Linked DNA regions of Homo sapiens: region 2 is linked to region 1. A link is a contact called in ENCODE Hi-C or POLR2A ChIA-PET data. All regions are on one chromosome and are shown on one strand. Each heading gives the region's core, a stretch centred on a gene start or an enhancer-like site at or near the end of the contact. The rest is flanking DNA. Distances are from core to core; before and after follow the strand shown. Region 1 holds the start of ZSWIM6 (zinc finger SWIM-type containing 6). Region 2 has its middle 180 kb from the start of LINC03123.

Region 1 (4,292 bases), core at 947-3,446:
AATCAAAGAGATAGAGATGCGTCCAAATCTATCCCCATTCATTCGGTGCCGGGTTCACCATGCTACAATTTCAAGTACACTAACATGGGAGGGGGTCAGAAAATATGCCATTTGCAATCAGGAGAAAAAAATGGGAAGTTTCACTACAGCATTGTTCTTTTCAGTCTGGCTCAAACATTCCCATCGCTATGGCTGAAAAAGATCTGGACAGGGGAAAAAGAACATTTTAGGGGAGGGGGAACAGGAGACACTTTTAAACTAAGGTATTTGAGAAAACTCTCAGGATCTGTCAGAGAAAGGAAGGCTGTGCAGCTCTAAATCACAAGTCCTTCTCTCGCCTTTGTCAAATATATTCTACTTTACAAGCCCTGAAAAGAAAGAGACTCTTTTGTTTGGTTTCTCCTTTTCGGAGGGTGACAGAAAACTGAAAGGGGCACAAAAAAACCTGAAAATGAGAACAAAGTGCTGGGTCGTGCCGGGCTGCCGCGCCGCGGGGACGCGGGAGCGGCCGCCGAGCCCTCTGCCTCGCGCTCCTGCAGCCCGCTCGCCCCTTTGGCTGCGAGCGGCAAATCCGCAACTGCCGACCGCGGCTCGCCCGGGGCACCACGACCTGACCACACAGCGCAAACAAAACTCGGGCGGCGGGGCACAAGGGCTGCGCCGCGGCCCGCACAGGGGTGTCTGGAGGCAGCTTCAGAGAAAAGGGAAGCGCTAGCAGCTCCTCCTCAGGCTCGCGCCCTTTAATTAGTAAGCGTCCTACGGGCGAGATGTCCCTCCGGAGACGGAGTCCGGTCCGCCGCCACCTCTCCTCTGCGCCGCTTGGAGACTGAGGAGGCGCAAAGAAAACGACATTTAAACCCCGGGCGGCCAGTGGAGCTCGCCCGGGCCAGACGCCACAGCGACCCGGGAGCGCCGCGGCCGCTCGCCCGTCGGAGCCCTGGGAGGAGCGGCGGCCGAGCGGCTTTAAGTGTATTCCCCTCCCCTCAAATCGCGTGGGGCGGGGGCCAGAAAGAAAAAGGAGCGAGCGACAGGCAGTGGGAGAGGGGGGGAGCGCCGAGCGGCCGGGCCGCGGCCGGCATTGTCTGCGGCCCGCGCCCCCTCCCCCGCCCCGCACAGCCCCGCCACACACACCCTCGCCGGAGGCCGGCCGTCCGCCCGCGCCTTTGTCCACATCCACCCCCGAAACCGGCGAACAGCCCTCCAGGATGTGCTCCCCGGAGGAGGGCGGGTAGGGGAGCGCGGGCCGGGGGCGCGGAGCCCACGGAGGGGCGCGTCCTGCTGATTCATTTCCCACTCGCGCTGGCCCGTCCGGGGCGACGGGGGGCAGGGAAGGGAGGGAGGAAATGGGCGCTCCGCTCAGGAGGACCGTCCGGGCCAGTGAGGACACCCGCAGGGGTGCGGGCGCGCGCGGAACTAGGGGCTGTCCGCAGGAGAAAGGCGGGCACCCCCCCCCCACCCAGGGACTGACGGACGGACAGACGGCTCGCGGCTGCCCCGTGACTCACCGACTTGCAGGACGTTGTCTACGCAGCCGCTTTCCAACAGCGCGATGCCCCGGCGGAAAGGCAGCCGCGTCTCGTCGCCGCCGTCCGCCGCCCCGGCAGCCCCCACCGACGGGGCCCCGGCCCCCGCGGCGGCGGCGGCGGCGGCGGCGGCGGCGGCAGCGGCGGCGGCGGCCGAGGTTGCGGCCGCCGAGGTTGCGGCCGGGGAAGACGAGGAGCCGCCGCCGCCGCCGCCGCCCGCGCCGCCGCCGCCACCGCTGTCGTCGCCGGGGCCGCCCGCGGCGCCGCCGCCGGTGTTGAAGGACGAGTACATGCAGATCTCCCGCTCGCTGCGGGGGAAGGACCAATAGACTATGCGGCGCTGCACCGGCTCCGGGATGCGCTCAAAGCGCTCCTCCACGCGCTGGAACGGCCACTTCTCCGCCACCCTGCGCGCCGCGATGTCCAGCAGCGACTCGGGGCTCTGGGTCTTGCCCGGCGGCAGCAACCCCAGCGCCGCGCCGCCCCCGCACGCCGCCGCCGCCGCCGCGCCACCCGCCCGCGGGCCTGGCCGACAGGCAGAGCTGTAGCCGCCACCCGCGCCGCCGCCGCCGCCGCTGCTGCCCCCGCCGCCGCCGCCGCCGCCCGGCCGGCAGCAAAGCCGTTTCGCGGGAGGAGGCTGCTGTCCGCGCTCCGCCATGACCGCGCCGCTTCTAACCCGACAGCGGAAGTGCCGGGACCCTATAAACGGCACTAGGAAGCGCGACACGCACACGCCGTCGCGACGCCACGATGCCATCTAGGGCCCGCCGCTCCTTGTATGGGCACAAGAGGTGGGGCCTCCGCTGTGACGCAGAAGCTGGGGCGGGGCTCTGATAGGGGGAACCTAGGGCCGGGGGCGGGGCCTATGCAAATCGCTGGGCTGAAACATAAATAGAGCGCTTGGCGGACACGGGGGTGGCGGGGGCGGGCCGTTTTGGTGCCCGGTGGGTTGTGAGAATGTCAGGCTGCTGTGACGCGGGGGAGGGCGGGGTCAGGCGGGGTTCCCGTGGGAGGGGGCGGGCCGCCGGGCCGGGCCTGAGGTGGGTGGGTCTCTGCGCCCCCTGCCTACCCCACTTCCCCCTCCAGTTCTCAGCTTCTCTTTGAAGTCCGAGAAGTGAGGATGCGCCTCGTGGGTCGCAGCGGGGGAGGAAAGGGGAGAAGAGGGGGTGAGCGAAGGGGAGGGTTCTGAGCTAAATGGAGGGCGGGGCCCACGGGCCGATGCCCCACCCCCCCCGTCCCCCTGCCCTTCGGGGGAAAAGCCTCTGGGCGGAGGAGGCGCTTTCAAAACAAAGAAATGCGGCATGGACCCCGGGGGACGCGGGTGGAGAGGAAGGCGGAGGAGGCGCGGCCAAACCCGAGCGCCTGCCAGCTTCCCCTCCAGCCGGTCCAGGGGAGCTCTCCCCACCACCCGCCGAAGCTGCAGCGGGGAAGGGGGAGGATGGCTGCGTTCGGCGGCGGCTTTCCACTTCACTTTTGCAGACCTGGTGTGGAAGGAGCGCGCCCGCTCTGCTAACCCCGCGTGGCTGCAGTGCGCCCATCCCCGAGCCCCGCGTCCGTTCTGTCTCGGCTGCAGGGCTGTGCCCGAAAACACGCAGAGCGCTCGGAACGTGCCCAGCAGCCGCGCGACCCGCGTCCGGTGCCGGCTGCCACCGTCCCGCCCTCGCTGCCTCAGCCCCTCGGGCCAGGAAACCGACCCGCCCGCTAGAAGTCGAGGAGCTCCGGCCGCCCTTGTCGCCCCCGCGGCCGCGCGGACAAGGCCCCGCTCCAGGCCGGGGTTTCTCCAGCTCGGGGTGGAACGCAGCCCGGGCTGTGGGGTTAGCAGACACACCTTTGTGAGTACACACGCCGCAGGGCGCGCGCAAGCCCCACGGGCTCGCGCACACATCGCCCAGCAGGCGGCAGACGGCGTGCCAGGCGGCGGACGGCGGCTTCGGGCGCACTTGGGTCTGCGGCCCGGCTCCCACCCCGGCACCCGGGTGCGCGGCGCCCGGCTGCGCGGAGTCCAGGCGCTCGGGACGCGCGCCGCGCTCTCAGTCGCCTTGGCGGCGCCCGCAGGGCCAGTCCCCTCGGGTCCGGGCAGTGTAGGGGTGGACCAGGGAGAGCGAGTGCAGAGTGCAGCTCGCTGGTGCCTGGACGCGGGCGAAGGCGGAGAAGCGAGTCCCTCTCTGAACCTGGAGCCCTGCGGACATTGTTCGCGCTCCACAGAGCTCGGTCAAATCTGCTTCCAAGCCGCAGACTTAATTACCGCGTCGGAGACAGGCTTCCTCCCAGCCCCACCTTCTGTTTTTACTGTAAACAGTGGTGCTGATCCGCTCCCATTGTTGGAGATAAACTGTATCTCCTTTGACACTTTCGCATCTTTTAAGGTTATTGGCTGCTCCCCACCCGCCTGCCTTGCAGCCTGGATTTAAAGGGATAGCGCGCTTCGGCGTTTTAAAGAAAATCGCCCATTCGGGGCCGAGGCCCTGGAAACCTCGAGCTACACAGTGGGCCTTCACAAGTCCCAGGCTGCAGGTCCCTGGGGTCGGGACGCTGGCCGACTTTCCGCAGCTGCCTTACTTGTTAGGAAAATTTTTGTGGCATTATGTTTTTGTATATCCGTCCAGTATTTTTCTGGGCACTTCCTCCATGTCTAGGAAAAAGCCTGTGCGGAAAACTGGAGGATCTTTATGGGCAAGTAGAGGGAGAAGTCTCTTTCAGGGGTTTCATTTCTAGATCTCTTTAAAAATAAGAATAATCTTATAATTGTGTAAAACATAGGTATAGAAG
Region 2 (4,292 bases), core at 1,162-3,661, 590 kb before region 1:
GCCTCTCTTTCTAGAGAAATGTGACCTTAAATATATTCTCCCAACTATTTGCATGGCTGGTAAGTGTAACATTTGCATTTTCTTTTTAAACCATAATAAGGAGAATTAAAATCCTATGATTAAGCATTTAAGATAAAATTTAAGGGCCATGGTTATTCATTAGGAAAGTACCACGTACTTAAAATTCAATCAGATTTCAAATGGACTTCTTTTTTTCTATATACAATTGCATGTCATAGACTTGACATTTCTGTCTATCTTCTGTGTCTTTCCAACGTGGTTTATAAGATTTTATTCACACCTGTAGCATTTTAGGGAAGGAAGAATAAATTTTTCCAAGTTTAGTATGGGCTACTTTTCATTTCCCTACAGGATTTTTCAATTCTTATTTTCTCCCTTCGGTTGCTTTAGGCTGAACAGAGAATAGTATATGATAAGCATGAGGTGATTACAATAAATTTGCCTACCTGCATGGAGCTTACAGTCTAGAAGGAAAGGCACAATTCAGAAATAGACCTCTGTATATATAAGACTTTATATCTGATAAAAGAGTATAATAATTTAGCAGGAAATATTGAACATTTGAAAATAGAGTTCAATGTAGATTTTAATCTACTGCTATGTTCTGCTATCTATTCCAGGTAGATTAAAATAAAAATCTTTGAAATAAAAATCATAAAGGGAAAACAAAAGGCAAATATTTAGCTATTCTCTGTATGGAGGAAGGATTGTCTACATTTAGAAACAAGAGAAAAATGATATAGAGAAAGAAAATAAATTTGAATAATATTTTAAATTGGATTTCAAAATAAAAGAGATAAGAAACAAAAACATTTGTCACAATAATGAAAAAGGTATAAACTGTTTATTATATAAAGAGCTCATTCAAATCAATATGCAAACAAGACAGCAATAAATAGGCAAAGGGAGAAGACCAATTAGAAAAGAGGGAACTCAAGGGTCCAAAGTGAAAAAAGGATTTAACTTCACAAATGCACAAATAAATACAAAGTAAAGCTATAATAAGTTACCACTAAATAGCGAAGATTATAATAGAGTCAATATTTGGTGATGGCAATAGTAGAGTGATCCCAACCTCAAAAAATGTAAAAATGGCTAGAAAAAACATGCCAAAATGTTAATGGTGGTTGCCCTGTGTTAATGCATACTTCAGATCCTACTGATGACAGTCGGCATTGGTGTGGCCTTCCTGTGTATCAATTTGACCTATATCAAGAGCCCTAAAAATATTATGTCCATTGTGTCTTCAGTATGTTGCTAGGTGGAAAAAGCAAATTATGAAATAATTTTTTATAATATGATCCCTGATTTTTTAGAAAGAAGGAAAGGAAGGAATGATGGAAGGAAGAAAAGAAAGAAGGAATTGTGTGTATGCAGAGACAAATAGTGGTGATTTTGTTTTCTTCTTTAAATGTCAGGGTTTGTTTGTTTTTGCAGAGTTTATATTGCCATAGAAAACAAAATTGTCTTTCAAAAGGAAGAAATTTGCAAAAAATGCTCATATCCTTTGACCCCTAATTCCCCATTTAGAAAATCATCTGAAGAAAAAGGCAAAAATGTAGACAAAGATTTGTATACAAATATGTGGTTAGAAATGAAAACAACACCAGGAGACTGTTTAAAGAAATTCTGGAGCAACTAAAAGATAGACCATTATGCAGTTGTTATAAATTATATGTCAGAAGGATTTTCAATGAAATGTTAAAATACATCTGACAAATTTTACACAAACAGAATAAAGCAAAACAAGATACAAAATTTTTTAAGAAGGATCCCAACCTCAAAAAATGTGAAAAAGACTGGGAAAAAAATATATGCCAAAATGTTAATAGTGGTTGCCCTAGGTAGATTAATTATGAAGGATTTTTGTTTTCTTCTTTATCTTTTGTTATGCTTGAAAACCCCAATTACTTAGTACCCCTTTTATAAGTGGGGGGAGCACCCTAGATTTTCTAACTCCCCAAATTAAGTTCTTCCCACAGTACCAGAATACAACAGTTCTCTTCAGTAAGGAGCTTTTCTACCTTGCCTTAAACCAGAAATGATGAAGTATCAGAAAGGGGCCATGAAACCTGCATGCCATTAAGAAAATGAAATTTCTACCAATAATCATCAGGCATCAGTATCTTCTACCTCCTTTGTCCAATGACACAACCACCAGCTAATGTCCATTATTTAGAATGACATACTGTACAACTAAACACAACCAGCCAGCAGTCCGCACTCAGAGGACATCATTTCTAGAAACACAGCCTCCAGAAGCTGTTATGCTTTCCAGCAAGGATCAGTGGCATTGCCACATACAGTACCTTGGACGGCTGCATCACTGGGTGCCTTGAGTAATCGCTAGGTAAACATCCGAGCACCAGTTGCAAAAAGATACTCCTGTGGGTAGTAAAAAATGTTCTCTATTTGCGAGTTGAGGCTTACGCCTGTGTTTTGGAGATACCTGAATTGGTTTGGCTCTTTTCCAATTATAATCTGTTTGTAATCACCCTGGGTCTGTAACATCAAGCAGTGTTATGAGGGAATTAATTCTTTCTATGTGACAGTTGTTAGTGTAATTCATGTCCTTGTTTTTAATTGCTGGATCAAATTACTTTGTAGATTATTTCATATTTCATCCCAAGAGAAAGGAATAGAAAAAAATGCACAGTGCCTCTGGTGACTTATTTGTTTAGTCTACCCAGAAAAAAAAAAAAAAAGCAGAATTAAAAAGATTGACTTTCTAAACAAAATGGTTCTTCTCTATCCTTGGAGTATATTTTGAATGATTTTAGATGGAAAGTTAGCCGAAGTACATTCTTCTTGTTTAAACACTCTCGGAACTAAGTTTATTTTTATAACAGTTCTGCCAAAATAATGGCCATAAAGGTCACAAAGCAGTATCTCCTAAGAAATACCTTGAAAAGGATTTACAATTCAATGCTCTTTCGTTAAAAGAAGCACCTTGAAGATAAGAAATTAATGAGATTTAGAATAATTTATTAAGGAACACCTAATAGACTCTCATGAGATTCAAATGTCAAGACGTTTAAAAAAACACAAAAGAAATTTAGCAAATGCAAATTATATTTGGGGGAAAAAAGACAAAGAGTATTTGAAAAATCTTATAAATGTTTATTTTTGCAGCACTGCAATTTAATCCTTGTATTTGAATACATACCCGCCAGACATTTCATATGTTTTTGATTCTAATGTTTGGAATCTCAGAAAGAACCAGTAATGATTTCTTGGTGTCTTATAAGGTGAGAGTTTACTTGCAGGCTGACAGGGAAGTAAAAGCCCAGATAAGACAAGCTCACAGAACTGAAAAGCTATGGAGAAAATTCATTGTTCTATTTATTTCCACTTTGTGATGAGTTGAGTTGAGAGCAAAATGTATTTATAACAATGGGACACTTGAAATGAACTGTTGCTGTAGCTGTCCAAGGCCAGCCAACATTCATATTGCCTCATAAATAGTCATCTTATAAAGTAGACCTGAGTGATAAACTAAAGAGGAATTATAGATCAGTGATCACTTAAAAGCAAGCACCAGGGAAATTGATAAATACTGCCTGCTGCCTGGCAAATAAAAAACACAGTCATCATTAGAGAAGGAGCTGGAACTTGCTGATTGCTGGGAAATTACAGCAATAGATAAATGAACAGACCTACTCACTCGGGGCAAAGGTGCCTTGTAGTTCAGGTAACAAAGTACTGTCAACATGGAAAGGTCCTTGAAGTAGGAGCTGAACCTGCTACCCTGAAAACAGAAGCCATATATACACACACAGTGTTGAAAAGCTGGCAGCCCTGAGTCCGTTTGCTCAGCCAGAGTGCTGAATGTATTATTACCACTGTCATCTTTGAAAGGGGAAAAAGAGATGTCCATAAAAATAAATATCTTTTCCACCATTGGAACTATTACATGATTGCAAAGAATTCATGTGATCACTTATATCTTATTATAAACCCAGTCCATTCTAGTCTATTATAGGAAACCAAGGTGATTATATTGGTTTAAAAATTGGTTCTGTTTCCCTATTTTTAAAATATGTTGTTTGAGGCCGGGCATGGTGGTTCATGCCTGTAATCCCAGCACTTTGGGAGGCCGAGGTGGGCAGAATGCCTGAGGTCAGGAGTTTGAGACCAGCCTGACCAACATGGAGAAGCCCTGTCTCTACTAAAAATACAAAATTAGCCAGACGTGGTGGCACATGCCTGTAATCCCAGCTACTTGGAAGGCTGAGGCAGGAGAATCTCTTGAACCCGGGAGGCAGAGGTTG

The links. A loop is a pair of places that touch in the nucleus more often than their neighbours do. ChIA-PET counts read pairs that join two places held with the same protein, here RNA polymerase II (POLR2A). Pooled maps may share reads with other maps.
Region 2: a loop to region 1 is called in a map of mammary epithelial cell, with 5 times the contacts of the local background. The contact joins the enhancer-like site here to the promoter of ZSWIM6 in region 1. A Hi-C loop is called at or near these places in 2 of 168 maps with a recorded cell type or tissue (mammary epithelial cell and prostate gland) and 2 of 50 pooled maps. POLR2A ChIA-PET finds 5 or more read pairs at or near these places in 1 of 52 experiments (MCF 10A).

Annotation. Positions count from the first base shown.
Region 1 is chr5:61,330,162-61,334,453 of GRCh38, reverse strand. ZSWIM6 (zinc finger SWIM-type containing 6) reads right to left here and starts at 2,196. Exons shown (of 14, transcript NM_020928.2): 1 at 1,506-2,196. The coding sequence starts at 2,181. It overlaps LOC105378994 (a long non-coding RNA gene), which reads left to right and starts at 2,238. Exons shown (of 2, transcript XR_007058781.1): 1 at 2,238-2,314. RefSeq lists silencers at 1,302-1,411, 2,192-2,331, 2,442-2,841, 3,052-3,121, 3,152-3,731 and 2 more and an enhancer at 3,536-4,106.
Region 2 is chr5:61,918,255-61,922,546 of GRCh38, reverse strand. No RefSeq gene overlaps it. Among named protein-coding and RNA genes, the nearest start is that of LINC03123, 180 kb to the right of the region's middle. Within about 2 kb of position 2,411, at least 2 of the 41 ENCODE cell types and tissues checked have a DNase peak (open chromatin) inside an H3K27ac peak, as active enhancers do; they include mammary epithelial cell, where a contact is called at or near this core.